Regions from separate parts of the Homo sapiens genome. Here region 2 is linked to region 1. Evidence: chromatin contacts called from ENCODE Hi-C or POLR2A ChIA-PET data. All regions are on one chromosome and are shown on one strand. The core of a region is the stretch at or near the end of the contact, and the rest is flanking DNA. Distances in the headings are between cores, read along the strand shown. Region 1 has its middle 37 kb from the start of BIN1. Region 2 holds the start of CYP27C1 (cytochrome P450 family 27 subfamily C member 1).

Region 1 (6,209 bases), core at 1,246-3,745:
ATGACTAAACCTGAATTAGGCTGATGAACTGGTCAGCACCCTTTGAGAAGCAGGTTTGTTGGGCTGTGAGGAAGGGCTCTGGCCCCAGCATTTCCTCTCCAGTCTACCCATCCTCTTTTTGGACAACCTGATGTACACGTAAGTATTAGTTACAAATCTTTGGTTGCAAGTGACAGAAACCCAAGCCAAACCTGGGTAGTAGCCAGGGTGATGGAACCAGGAACTCACTGCTACCAGCACACCATCTCCCCTGTGGCCTGGATGTTGCCTTCTCTTCCATGGCACACTGGGCTTTTCCATACAGCCAAGGAGATGGCTGTAGAAGCTGGTTTGCCTCCTCTTGTATTGGACGCCTAATGGGCTTCCTCCTGGCTCCCGAGTTGAAAAATCCCTGGGAAGGGCTCTAATTGGCCCTACCTGAGTCAGGTGCTCTCCTCTGAACCAATTGCTGAGCTCAGGAGGCGGGTCAGACTACCTGGTGGAGGGGAGGCGCAAACCCTCGCAAGAGGGATGCCTGGTAGAGGAGTGCGAGTGGGGCTGGGTGCACCGGCGACGGTATTGGTGCCTGGTACTTCCCTGATTCTGTGCCGTGGGAGCTGTTCGGGATGTTAAACTCCTGGGAGATCAGGCTGAGGACGACAGTCACTACTTGTGCCTGCGCAGCATCCTCTTTGCCATAACAACGACCCCAGTTTCCTCTGGAGACCACCCTGTTGGCAGCCATGTGTTCATGGGGCCTAGGAGTGGAACACGTGGCCGGGACCATCAGCCAGCACAGTCCCTTTCCTGTGACCACAGCCCCGGCTCTCAGCAGACTGCCAGCACCTTGAGGGCAGGGTCTGCATGCCACTCAGCTCTGGGTGCGGCACAATGGTGGCTCCCAGACCTGGCCTACCTGACAAACCCCCAGGGGCCCCTGCCCAGGGCTGGTCCCAGGCATTTATATTTTTAATAAGCTCTGTAGGGAATATGAATAATTAGTTTTGGGAATGGTTGCTGCATGGTGTTTGTATACAGTAAGTGCTTTATAGTTGCTGGTGTAATGGGAAAGACTGGAGTCAGCTTCCCAGGAGTGATCATCCTGGCTGTCTTTGAGTTGCCCATGGACACAGAGCTGCCAGGACCCTCTTTGCATGTTTTGAGGTGGTCCTGTCACTCTGGGTGGGCAGACCCTGGCCCTCCTTGTTGGTGAGATGGCACTTGCTGACAGGATCAAGACCTTCCAATTCCAGGAGCTGGAAGAACCCCAGAGGGTTGGGACACTTGAGAAGACAGCCAGCTTGAAATGGGCTCACCCAATTAGTTCCAATCGGGCCACCTCAGGATGACTCAGTTAGAATGTCAGGGCCTTCTAAAATTAATCACAGCTGCCTCTGAAATCAGCACCTTGCATGAAGTCCCCAGCCCCTCTTGGCCCCACAGAGGTCTTGGGAACTTGAGGGAGCTGGTTCTGGCCCAGCACCATCTCTCAGCCCCTCAGACATTCATCTGAATTTAGATTTGCTAACAGGCAGTTTTCCTTCTGCTTTTCCTTTTTTTTTTCCTTCTAATCCTCTCCCTTCTAACTGCAAGCAAAGGCTATTTTTATGACCAGGGGTTTCATTTCTCAAAAGGAGGATGACAGGAGGTGGATATTTTAGTACAGTGTCCTAAGCTCTCATTAATGGAAGTTGGGTACAAATTTAATCCAATATATTCAGTTTTTCTTCCTCTCAAGATGGGTTTTTATTTCTTCTGAATAAAAAGGTTGACTATGAACATTGTAAATTCAGGTAATACAGGAAGTTCTACAGAAAAAAGGAATAATTGCTGGAAATCCCTTATCCAGAGAGAAACAATTGTTGGCATGTTGATGCATACTTATAAAAAACCCTCCCAGTGCTTTTCAAAAAACCCCCTAAAAGTCCATAGACTTGAAAAATAAAAATGCATAATTTGCATATATGGAAATAAATGATAATTCCAAGAAAGTCTTTGGCTTCTTTGTGACAAGAAAGTCTGTTGGAGGAAAGAAATCAGCTATTTGGAGGCTCTACATCAATGTCACTTTTAACCTTTCTCTCTGTCTGATTGTTAGATTATAAATTTAAATTTAATTCTTCTAGAAGACAGTTGGATTCATGTATATATACAAAAAGACAAACCTGCCGCGGCTGCAGCAAATACAATGGTAGGAATTTATCTTAGAGCAGAGTTTCCCAAGCTTTCTTGGTTCTTGGTGCCTTTAGTGTTTCAGAAATGTTTTCATGGCTTTTCCTAGGCCAAAAGAAGCACCTAATAGTTCCATTTAAGTAGTTAGGTCCAAACAACAATTTAGTAGTTGTTTTAAAAAAGTAATACACAGAATTTGAAAGAATTTTTTTTTTATTTCATACTTAAGTAACATCAGATGGCAACAATGGCCAATAGGAGGCAATGGAACAATGTCTTCAGTATTCCGAGGGACAGAGATTTGCGGCTTGAAGGACTGTTCATCAGAGGGCAGTGCCTGCCTCATCTGCATGCTGCCAGCACTGCTCCAGGGCTTGGCTCAGCCAGAGTAAATGCTCAATGCATCTGTGCTGAATAAGTGAATAAATAAACAAATGGATGAATGAATGAATTTTTAGGGTTGTCACACTTTCCAGTTTTTCTTCAAAGTCCTTGAAGAAGAAGGCGTTGGTCCCTGAAGCCCCAGCCTTGAAAGTTTCCTCTGCATCAGGAGCCAGGAAGGCCCTGGGGCAGACGGCCCAGGAGAGAGCACCGGGTGGGCAGGCCCAGGAAATCAGTAGCCCTTTGCTTTCAAAGCCTGGTTTGGAAGAGAGTATGATTCAGTGGTTAAGAGGCCACAGACCTGACTCCAGAGTCTCCCTGTGTCTCAGTTAAATCATCTGCAAAACAGGAATAACACTAGTCTCTGTTCTCATAGCGAGAATGACCTGTGTGTGTCTAACAGCTTCCTGGTACACAGCGTTCCTTAAATACTAGCTTTAATATTAGTGGTTGATCTCTTAGAACAACTTTCTGCTCTCTAAAATGGAAATGACAACATTGAGCTCTCAGTAAGAATTAGAGGCAACACTTGTGGGTCGGCCTCGTCTCTCCTCCGCCCACTGTGAGATGTGAGAAGGCTGTGATGGGCCTGTCTGTGCTTTCCCTGCGGGTCCCTGTCTCTCTCTGAACTTTCTCTCCTGACCCTCCTGGTTTCCACACTAAAGAGGAACAGGAAGTGAAAGCAATAAAAGTGGGAAAAGGGCCTTTTTCTTTAAATTAGGGATGTGCTCTGATGTTCACCTCCTCTGTGAATTTTTTTTTCTTTTTGAGATGGAGTCTTACTCTGTGACCCAGGCTGGAATGATCATGGCTCACTGTAGCCTCAACCTCCTGGGCTCAAGTAATCCCACCCCAGCCTCCTGCGTAGGGCTACAGGCGGTGCCACTACACCTAGCTAATTTTATTTTTGTAGAGACAGGGTCTCACTATGTTCCCCAGGCTGATCTCAAACTCCTGGGCTCAAGCAATCCTCCCACCTCAGCCTCCCGGTGCTGGGATTACAGGCATGGGCCACCGTTTCCAGCCTGTGAATTGATCTTGATTTGGGTTCTTTGAGAGCAGCCAGCAGGCTGTGCTGTGTCTGACATGTAGAATTCCTGGATAGCAAGGCTTAGAAGCAGGAGAACTAGCTCTTGTAAGATCCTGGCTCTGGTCACTCCTGTTCATTCCAGAGCTGAGGGATCCAACTGACCCTCTGTCTCCACTACCCTTGACTGCTCACTCCTGGAAATTCACCAGTCTACATGTGCTCTGCAGAGGTGAGAGGACCTTTGGAGGAGCAGAAGGATGGTGGCTGTGGAAAGCTGGTGACCCTCAAGTCCACTTACAACGGAGATGGCTGTGTGTGTGACATCCCCTTAGTGCTAGACTCAAGCTAATCCTTTGGGGAATGTTTGAGGTGGACCAGGGGCCCTCATTTTTTTCTCTTTTATACAGGTTAGGACTCCTAGGACATCAAGTGGTAACTCATCATTATCACCATCACACAGCAGCTGGAACCAGCAGCCTCACCAGGCCTTTCTCCTTTAATAATGACAAACATGGTGTGCAGTCTGGGCCACTTAATCCTGTTCTGCAGATGGGGACTCTGAGACATAAAGAGGTAAAGATCATGCAGGTGACAAAGCTAGCTGAAGATTAGTATTATGAGATATGAGAATAGTAACTGAAGGGTTGATTTGTAAATGTGAAAAATTGGAAATCAGCCTTGATTTCCAACAATAGGGTATTGATGTGTAATACAACCACACAGTAGGGTATTGTATAGCGACTAAGAATGATACAGCAGTATTTGTTGACCTGGGAACATTTTTCACAATATGCTTTAAAAAAAGATAGATAAGTGCTTATTAATAATATAGGTACAGGGACTCAAGTCAAAGTGGGGATATATTCTAAACTCTGGCGACCAATTTCCTAAACCATGTAGTTTTTGCTATAGAAAACATCTAGCTGTGGGTCTACTTGTAATACTCAGTATATTACCTTATTTCATATGCCATTTATTTTTTCTTTATGAAAATGGTGTCATTCATCTTTATTAATGTAGTTGAAATTCATAAACTTTCTGTGTGAATCATTTAATCAAGAAAAATGTGTTACGGGGATAGATTTTATATAAATGAGAATGAAATGAAATGTTTCATTAAAATATGTAAAAGTTGCCCAGTATATCTTAAGGAGAAATCGTATGTGTATAATATTATTGTATTTTTGTAAGATAAAACAAATGTTGTAAGACCTTAAAAATATTGTTAGGAGAAAAAAATACACGTATGCATAGAAAAATGTCTAGAAGGATAAATGCTAAAATGTTCATCCTGGACCTCTGCAAGATGGGGCTATGGGTGATTTTTTACCCCTTCCTTTATTGTTCACCTGTATTTTCTAATTTTTCAATAACGTTCATGTGTTACTTATTTAGAAAAGACAGGAGATGAATGTTTAAAGTGATGGATATGGTAATTACCCTGACTTGATCATGATACAATGTATATATGCATTGAAACATCACACTGTACCCCATAAACATGTATGGCTATTATGTATTAGTTATAAATAAAATATTAATAAGAAATAAAAAGATAAGGGGGGTACTGGGCTGGGAGTAAGGAGACTGCATTCTGACAGCAACTCTGCCTCTAACTGACTGTGTGATCCTGGGCAAGTCCTTTCCTTTCTGGTTTTCGAGTCTTCATCTGTAACACGAGGGGTTGTTAGCAGACAGGAAGTTCCGCGAGAGCTGGGACCATGTCTGTTTTGTTCTGGCAGTGTCTGTAGCACAGGCTATGCTCTGTGTATACTACATTAACGAGTGTGTGCATGAGTGAATGGAATTAGCGGCTGTGATCATTGGGAGAGTTTTGGAGACATGGCCTGCTGCAGTGGTCCTCCAGTGTGTTCCAGAAGCAGAAGCCCGGGAGGTTGTAAGGCTTTTTCTGGATGCTTTGGAAAAATCACGGGGCAGAGCTTTGCATTCGACTTACCCGCATGGGACGGCAGTGGGCTTAGTGTTGAACAGAGTTGAGTTAGGGACGTAGTGCTGCTCTTTGCCGGCAGTGAAATCTTGAGAAAATTTTGTATTTTTTTCTCTAAGCTTGTCTCCTCATTTGTAAATTGAGAGTTATTACTAATACCTAGCTCATAGGGTTGCTCTGAGCACTTGAAAAATCTATTTAGAAATTAGCTAAAAATGGCAGACTGAACCCCAACCACTTTTTCCTGTCCCAAACCCTTAGAAATACCAGAAAAAATAAATACATGTCATCCAAAAATGTTCTAGGAGACGAGAAGGGGCCTCGGTGGATTTAAAGTTGCGAGGAATTATTGAAAGAAGGAAATTGGTGGGGTTGAAAGGAAGAAACCACTGCCCAAAATACGTATAGGGAGACCTGCTGTCATAGGCAGTTTTGAAGGGAATTTAAGCTTGAAGATGGTGAATGGGGTGGTGGTGACTGGTAGGTCGTGGGTTAGGATGTTGCAGTAGGAACCACAAAGCCAGCCAGCTATCTACTCCTCCCACCACACCTTTCCCACTTAGCCAAATAGCAGGCAGCAGGGATCTCTGTCTCCCTCCTGCCAGTGTGAACGCCCAGCCTAGGGAGGCAAGGTGACACTCTGGACAAACGGACCTCGGATGCAGGCACACCACGTCCACCAGCTTGTTTTCCACCCAC
Region 2 (5,490 bases), core at 674-3,173, 76 kb before region 1:
GTGGCATGTGCCCGTACTCCCAGCTCCTTGGGAGGCTGAGGTTGGAGATGGCTTGAGCCCAGAAGTTGGAAGGTGTAGTGCCCAGAAGTTGGAAGGTGTAGTGCCCAGTGATAGTGCCTGTGTATAGCCACTGCACTCCAGCCTGGGCAACACTGCCAGACCCCTCTCTGCTCTTTTTTTTTTTTTTTTTGACGGAGTCTCGCTCTGTCGCCCAGGCTGCAGTGCAGTGGCAAGATCTCGGCTCACTGCAAGCTCCACCTCCCGGGTTCACGCCATTCTCCTGCCTCAGCCTCCCGAGTAGCTGGGACTACAGGCGCCCACCACCACGCCAGGCTAATTTTTTTGTACTTTTAGTAGAGACGGGGTTTCACCGTGTTAGCCAGGATGGTCTCGATCTCCTGACCTCGTGATCCGCCTGCCTCGGCCTCCCAAAGTGCTGGGATTACAGGCGTGAGCCACCGCGCCCGGCCTGCTCTTTTTTGTTGTTGTTGTTGAGATGGAGTCTTGCTGTCACCCAGGCTGGAGTGCAATGGCGAGATCAGCTCACTGCAACCTCCACTTCCTGGGTTCAAACGATTCTCCTGCCTTAGCCTCCCGAGTAGCTGGGATTACAGGCGCGTGCCACCACGCCTGGCTAATTTTTTATATTTTTAGTAGAGATGGGGTTTCACCATGTTGGCCAGGCTGGTCTCGAACTCCTGAACTCAAGTAATCCGTCCACCTCGGCCTCTCAAAGTTCTGGGACTACAGGCCTGAACCTCCCTCTCTGCTCTTAAAAAATAAATGTTGGCCGGGCGCGGCAGCATTTTTTTTTTTTCAAGATTACAGCGTCAGTAATCCCAGCTACTCGGGAGGCTGAGGTAAGAGGATCGCTAGGACCCTGGGGGCGGAGGTTGCTGAGCCGAAATCGCGCCATTACACTCCAGCTTTGGTGACAGAGCGAGACTGTCTCAAAAAAAAAAAAAAAAAAAAAAAAAATGCTTAGTAACAATACGTTGTAAACGGAAAAAAATCTTATTTTTTACGTTTAGATGCATGAGTACCAACGGTATGAAATCTTCAAATAATGTAACTCAGCGAGCAGTTTAACTACTGACTAGGAAAAAGTTCCCTTCCTTGAAACCACATGGCACACCTCTGGCCTTTCCCGTGCTCCATCCCTCCCTGTGCGGCCACTTCTTTGTGCAGCCAGGCACTGGGCTCTGAGTCTAGGTTGGCGGACTCCTCTCCTCGCCTCGGCATGGAGGTGGCTTCTCTTCCCCAAGCCTTGTGCAACAGGACCCGTCCTTGTGAGGGACCAGATAAACGCCCCATGCTCAAAGTCGCTCACCCTCACCTAGTCCTCACTGCTTCCAATGGTGTGCGGAATAAAAGCGATGAGCCCGAGGAAAGCCATCGTAAACGACTGTGATTGTCTTTAAGAAAGCTTGTGGCAAGATAATAATGTGGTCATTTTACAACAGTAGGAACTACATGCAAAATCGTCTCACTTTTTTCCCCCCCTTTGAAAGTTGAGTTACAATAATTTAAGTTGAAACCATAAAGAACTGCTTCTAAAATGCAAAAAAGACCAAAGATTTCTTCAGTATACCTTCAGTAGTCATTTCGAAGGACGGTAATAATTTACAAGATCCCCGTAGACTTTTCTTTTTTTGGCCATGGTTGGAAGTGGGGTTGACCTTAAAACTTGGTGGTTTCAAGGAACGCTTAAGTGTGAATTAATATGATGTGAAGAAATAATAATAGCCTCATTCTCTTGCAGTCTAATCACAGCCTTTTCCCCAGCCCCAGGGGAGGGAGCCTTTAATAAGGGTCTGTGTAAACTGACGCCCCGGCGGCAGGAGTACGGAGAAGCACTGCTCTGACAAGTTAAGACGCAGGAAACAGCAACCCAAAGAGCAGCCCCCGAAACAAAGTTGCTCAGACAAACAAGCCGATGCAGACGAGCGCCATGGCCCTGCTGGCGCGGATCCTGAGAGCCGGGCTGCGGCCGGCGCCCGAGCGGGGTGGGCTCCTGGGCGGCGGGGCCCCGCGGCGGCCTCAACCCGCGGGCGCACGGCTCCCGGCGGGGGCGCGGGCCGAGGACAAAGGCGCCGGGCGGCCGGGGTCGCCGCCGGGAGGGGGCCGAGCCGAGGGTCCCCGGAGCCTCGCCGCCATGCCGGGGCCGAGGACCCTCGCCAACCTGGCGGAGTTCTTCTGCAGGGACGGCTTCAGCCGCATCCACGAGATCCAGGTAGCGCGCGCCGCCCCGGGAGGGAGCCAGCCCGGGCTGCTGCCCAGAAGGCTGACGGCGCGGGCGGGAGGGCGCCAGGGAGGGGCGCGGGGTTGGGGAGTCCCAGGGAGGGGCGGCGGGCAGGGATCCCCGGGCACTGGGCGCCGCGGTGGGTTGGGGGAGCTGGACTGGGGTTGTCCGGTTAAGGTTCGCAGGAAGGGGCGCTGGGGAGAGGACGCCGGAAAGGCGATCCGGGGTGGAGGAGGCAGGAACCGGGAGCGGGGCGGGGGCGTTGGGGAGGGGTCTTCGGGAAGCGGACCCCGGAGAGGGGCAGCAGGCAGAGGGAGCTGAGGAACGGGGCCAGAAAGGAACGGCTGGGAAGAGGCGGGGGAAATGGGTGTCTCGGGAGGTGGCGGCAGGGAGGGGTCCCCTGGAGGGGCCCCAGCCGGGACCCCTGGGGAGGAGGTAGCGGGGAGGGGAGTCAGGGATGGAGTTTCGGAGAGTGGTAGCCCGAGAGAGGCGGCGGGCAGGGTCTCCAGGGACTGGTCCCGGGGAGGGACCCAGGCAGGGATTGCCTGGTTGGGGAACCTGGGGAGGGGGCGCCGCGAAGGGAAACCAGGAATGGGACTGCGGGGAGGGCACCAGGGCTGAGGTCCCGGAGGAGGAGACTTGGGGAGGGGCAGCGGGCGCCTGGTGGACGCCGCCGGGGCCTGGGAGTGGAGAGCTGGCGGGACCCGCGGAGTTGGGGCTGAGGGGGGCTGCTGCCTGGGGCCGGCCCGAGGGGAGCGCTAGGTTCCCTAGCTCCTCTAGGCTCTGCGGAGCTCGGTGTCCTTAGGTGGCCGAGACCGTGTGTATTCATTTCTAGTCCTTTTTGTATTTTGTAATGGCGGGGGAAGAGGGGACGGAGGCTCGGAGGCTCGGGGTGCCGTAGGCTCTAAGCCGGAGTTGGGGGCGACACCTGGAGTTCGCGCCGGGACTGGAGGCAGGGACGTGGGAGGAACCCAGGGGTCCCAGCCACCCGCTAGGGCGTTGGGGCCGGCGAATTCCGCACGCTTCCCACTTGGAGCCTGAGTGCTGTCCTTCCCACGCCCACCTCCGTTGCGCCCTTCGTGGCAGGGGCACTGCACCCGAGCCGCGGCGGCGCCCTCCGATGCCTTCGCCCATCGTCCGCCTCCCCGGGTGCCCGGCCCAGCACGCACTGTTATTTCTGGTATGGGGGCTTTTGGTGTCTTCCGAGAACGCCCCCTTCTCCTCCCACCCAGGCCTGTCCTTCTGCCCAGAGTTCCGGTCTTTCGAGACCCTTCTCCATCGAAGCCTCTTCTAACTACCCACCTGGGCTTCAGTCATTCATTCGTTCCATCAGCCATTCAGTCAATGAACGTGAGGGAGAAGCCCCAACCCTCATTAATGGAAAAACGGGCGTGCGAGGAGCAATTTTAATTCGGCCGGGAATTAAAATTTAATTTAATTTTAATGCCAGGAAGTCCCAACCGTCCCTCCTCAAGTCCGCCACGCCAACCCTATACAGTTCCAAACCGCCACCCCCACCCCAATGCTTAGAGGGCTCAAAAATGATTTTCTTTGTAGGATCTGATAAGATATCAGGATGGCAACTTTCAAATACAGTAAAAAGTGTTTTGTTATTTGCTGTTGATGGGTTCAATACAGCCTGCTTTCTGAAGTGTAATTTAATTTTTCTTTTATCCGCCCCTACTGCCATCTGCTTTTATCCTCATACCTCACCCAGAGTTTGTTCCATGGGCACAGGTTTCTTTGAGACGGACCGTGTTAAAGCCTGTATCCAGTCAGGATGTGTGGCAGTTCAGATGGGTATTTTCCATTCACCCGCCCCTGCCGCCAGCCCTCACCCTGAGCTCAGCCCCTCCTGCCCACTGCTCAGACAGCTTCCTTCACCACACCCAGGGCCCTGGGGCACGGAGCAGAGAGTCACAACTGACTCACTTGCTGCCTTCTCACCAAGCGCACACAGGACCTGGAGAGTAAAAGAAATAAAGGAAAAAGTTCTTTCCCTTTACTCTCCAGGTGGCACTACCCCAACCCTCAAATATGGTACTTGTGGGGACTCTCACCTTCCTGCAGCCCCTCTGAGGACTCCCAATTTCGAACACATGGTTCTAGAAAAACCCTCTCTTCCCGCTCTCCAGGTTGCTCATTGTTCTGTGGCCCATCACATCCAGTTCACTTGCGCTCCCCTTGCAATCACAGAATGTTAGCTAAACAAGGGCTCTTAGTGTTCACCTACATAGCTCACCTCTCATTTTACAGATGGAAAGAGTTGGGTGGTTACCTAAGCGACTTGCCTAAGGTCAGGCAGCTGGTGATTGGCAGAGTAGAAATCATAATTTGGGTCACTAGATGCTATTTAGGGTGTGGTAGAGCAGCAGGATGGCCGAAACAGGAGTCATGTCCTCCAATGCTGGCCCTCTGCAGCCACCTGTGGAGCCTTGGGCTAGTCACTCATTCTCTCTGCACCTCAGTTTTCTCATCCGTAAAGGAGATTAGCAATCGCCATTCCTCTCATGGGTTATGATAAGGTCAAATGAGCTTAGTGTTATGAAACTGTAATAATAACAAATAATAACGATCAGTATTTCTAGAACTCTTTTCATGTGCCAGGCACAGTTTCAAGTCTTACGTGAAACTTATTTCTCCATTTTTTGGGTGAGGAAACTGAGGCATAGTGGGACCTAACTTCCAAAGGTTATTCAGCTAGTAAACTGTGAGCCCAGATTCAAACTCCAGAGTCTGTGCTCTTAACATCCAAGCAAACTCTAAGTACTGTGCCTGACTGTATAGTTCCATGGCCCACCACCAGAAAGTGATGAAAACTATCTGTATCATTTCTACCTCCAGTTCCCTTGTGCTGATTGTACCCAATTCAGTAGCTGGATTTGCTTGAGGAGTGGCCCATTTCCCAGTAGTTCTTGTTACCAGTCATTCCTTCAGTGGGCCCCTTTAGAGACCTGAACTCTTTGGGGGCCACTTATTTGTTAGGCAGAAGTGACCCCTTGGAGATGGACTCATTCCAGTTTAGTCTGAATGTCTTCATTTTCAGGTCTCCAGAAGGAGTGAGTATAAGAGTAGAGAAATGACAGTGCTCCTGGCCCACTGTTTCTGAGATTGAGAGCTGGAGTGGTGAGAAAGCTGGGCAGATACCAAAGAGAGTCTTAGTAACTTTCCCCAGCCCAGCCCTGTCTGTGTCATGCTGAGCCATGTTAGAGGCTCATCACTTTTGTGTTTTAACTGAATAATTTAGT

The links. A loop is a pair of places that touch in the nucleus more often than their neighbours do. ChIA-PET counts read pairs that join two places held with the same protein, here RNA polymerase II (POLR2A). Pooled maps may share reads with other maps.
Region 2: a loop to region 1 is called in a pooled map, with 2.3 times the contacts of the local background. The contact joins the promoter of CYP27C1 here to the enhancer-like site in region 1. A Hi-C loop is called at or near these places in 2 of 168 maps with a recorded cell type or tissue (breast epithelium and mammary epithelial cell) and 1 of 50 pooled maps. POLR2A ChIA-PET finds 5 or more read pairs at or near these places in 1 of 52 experiments (activated T-cell).

Annotation. Positions count from the first base shown.
Region 1 is chr2:127,140,842-127,147,050 of GRCh38, reverse strand. No RefSeq gene overlaps it. Among named protein-coding and RNA genes, the nearest start is that of BIN1, 37 kb to the right of the region's middle. Within about 2 kb of position 2,495, at least 8 of the 41 ENCODE cell types and tissues checked have a DNase peak (open chromatin) inside an H3K27ac peak, as active enhancers do.
Region 2 is chr2:127,216,732-127,222,221 of GRCh38, reverse strand. CYP27C1 (cytochrome P450 family 27 subfamily C member 1) reads left to right here and starts at 1,923. Exons shown (of 9, transcript NM_001367502.1): 1 at 1,923-2,233. The coding sequence starts at 1,952.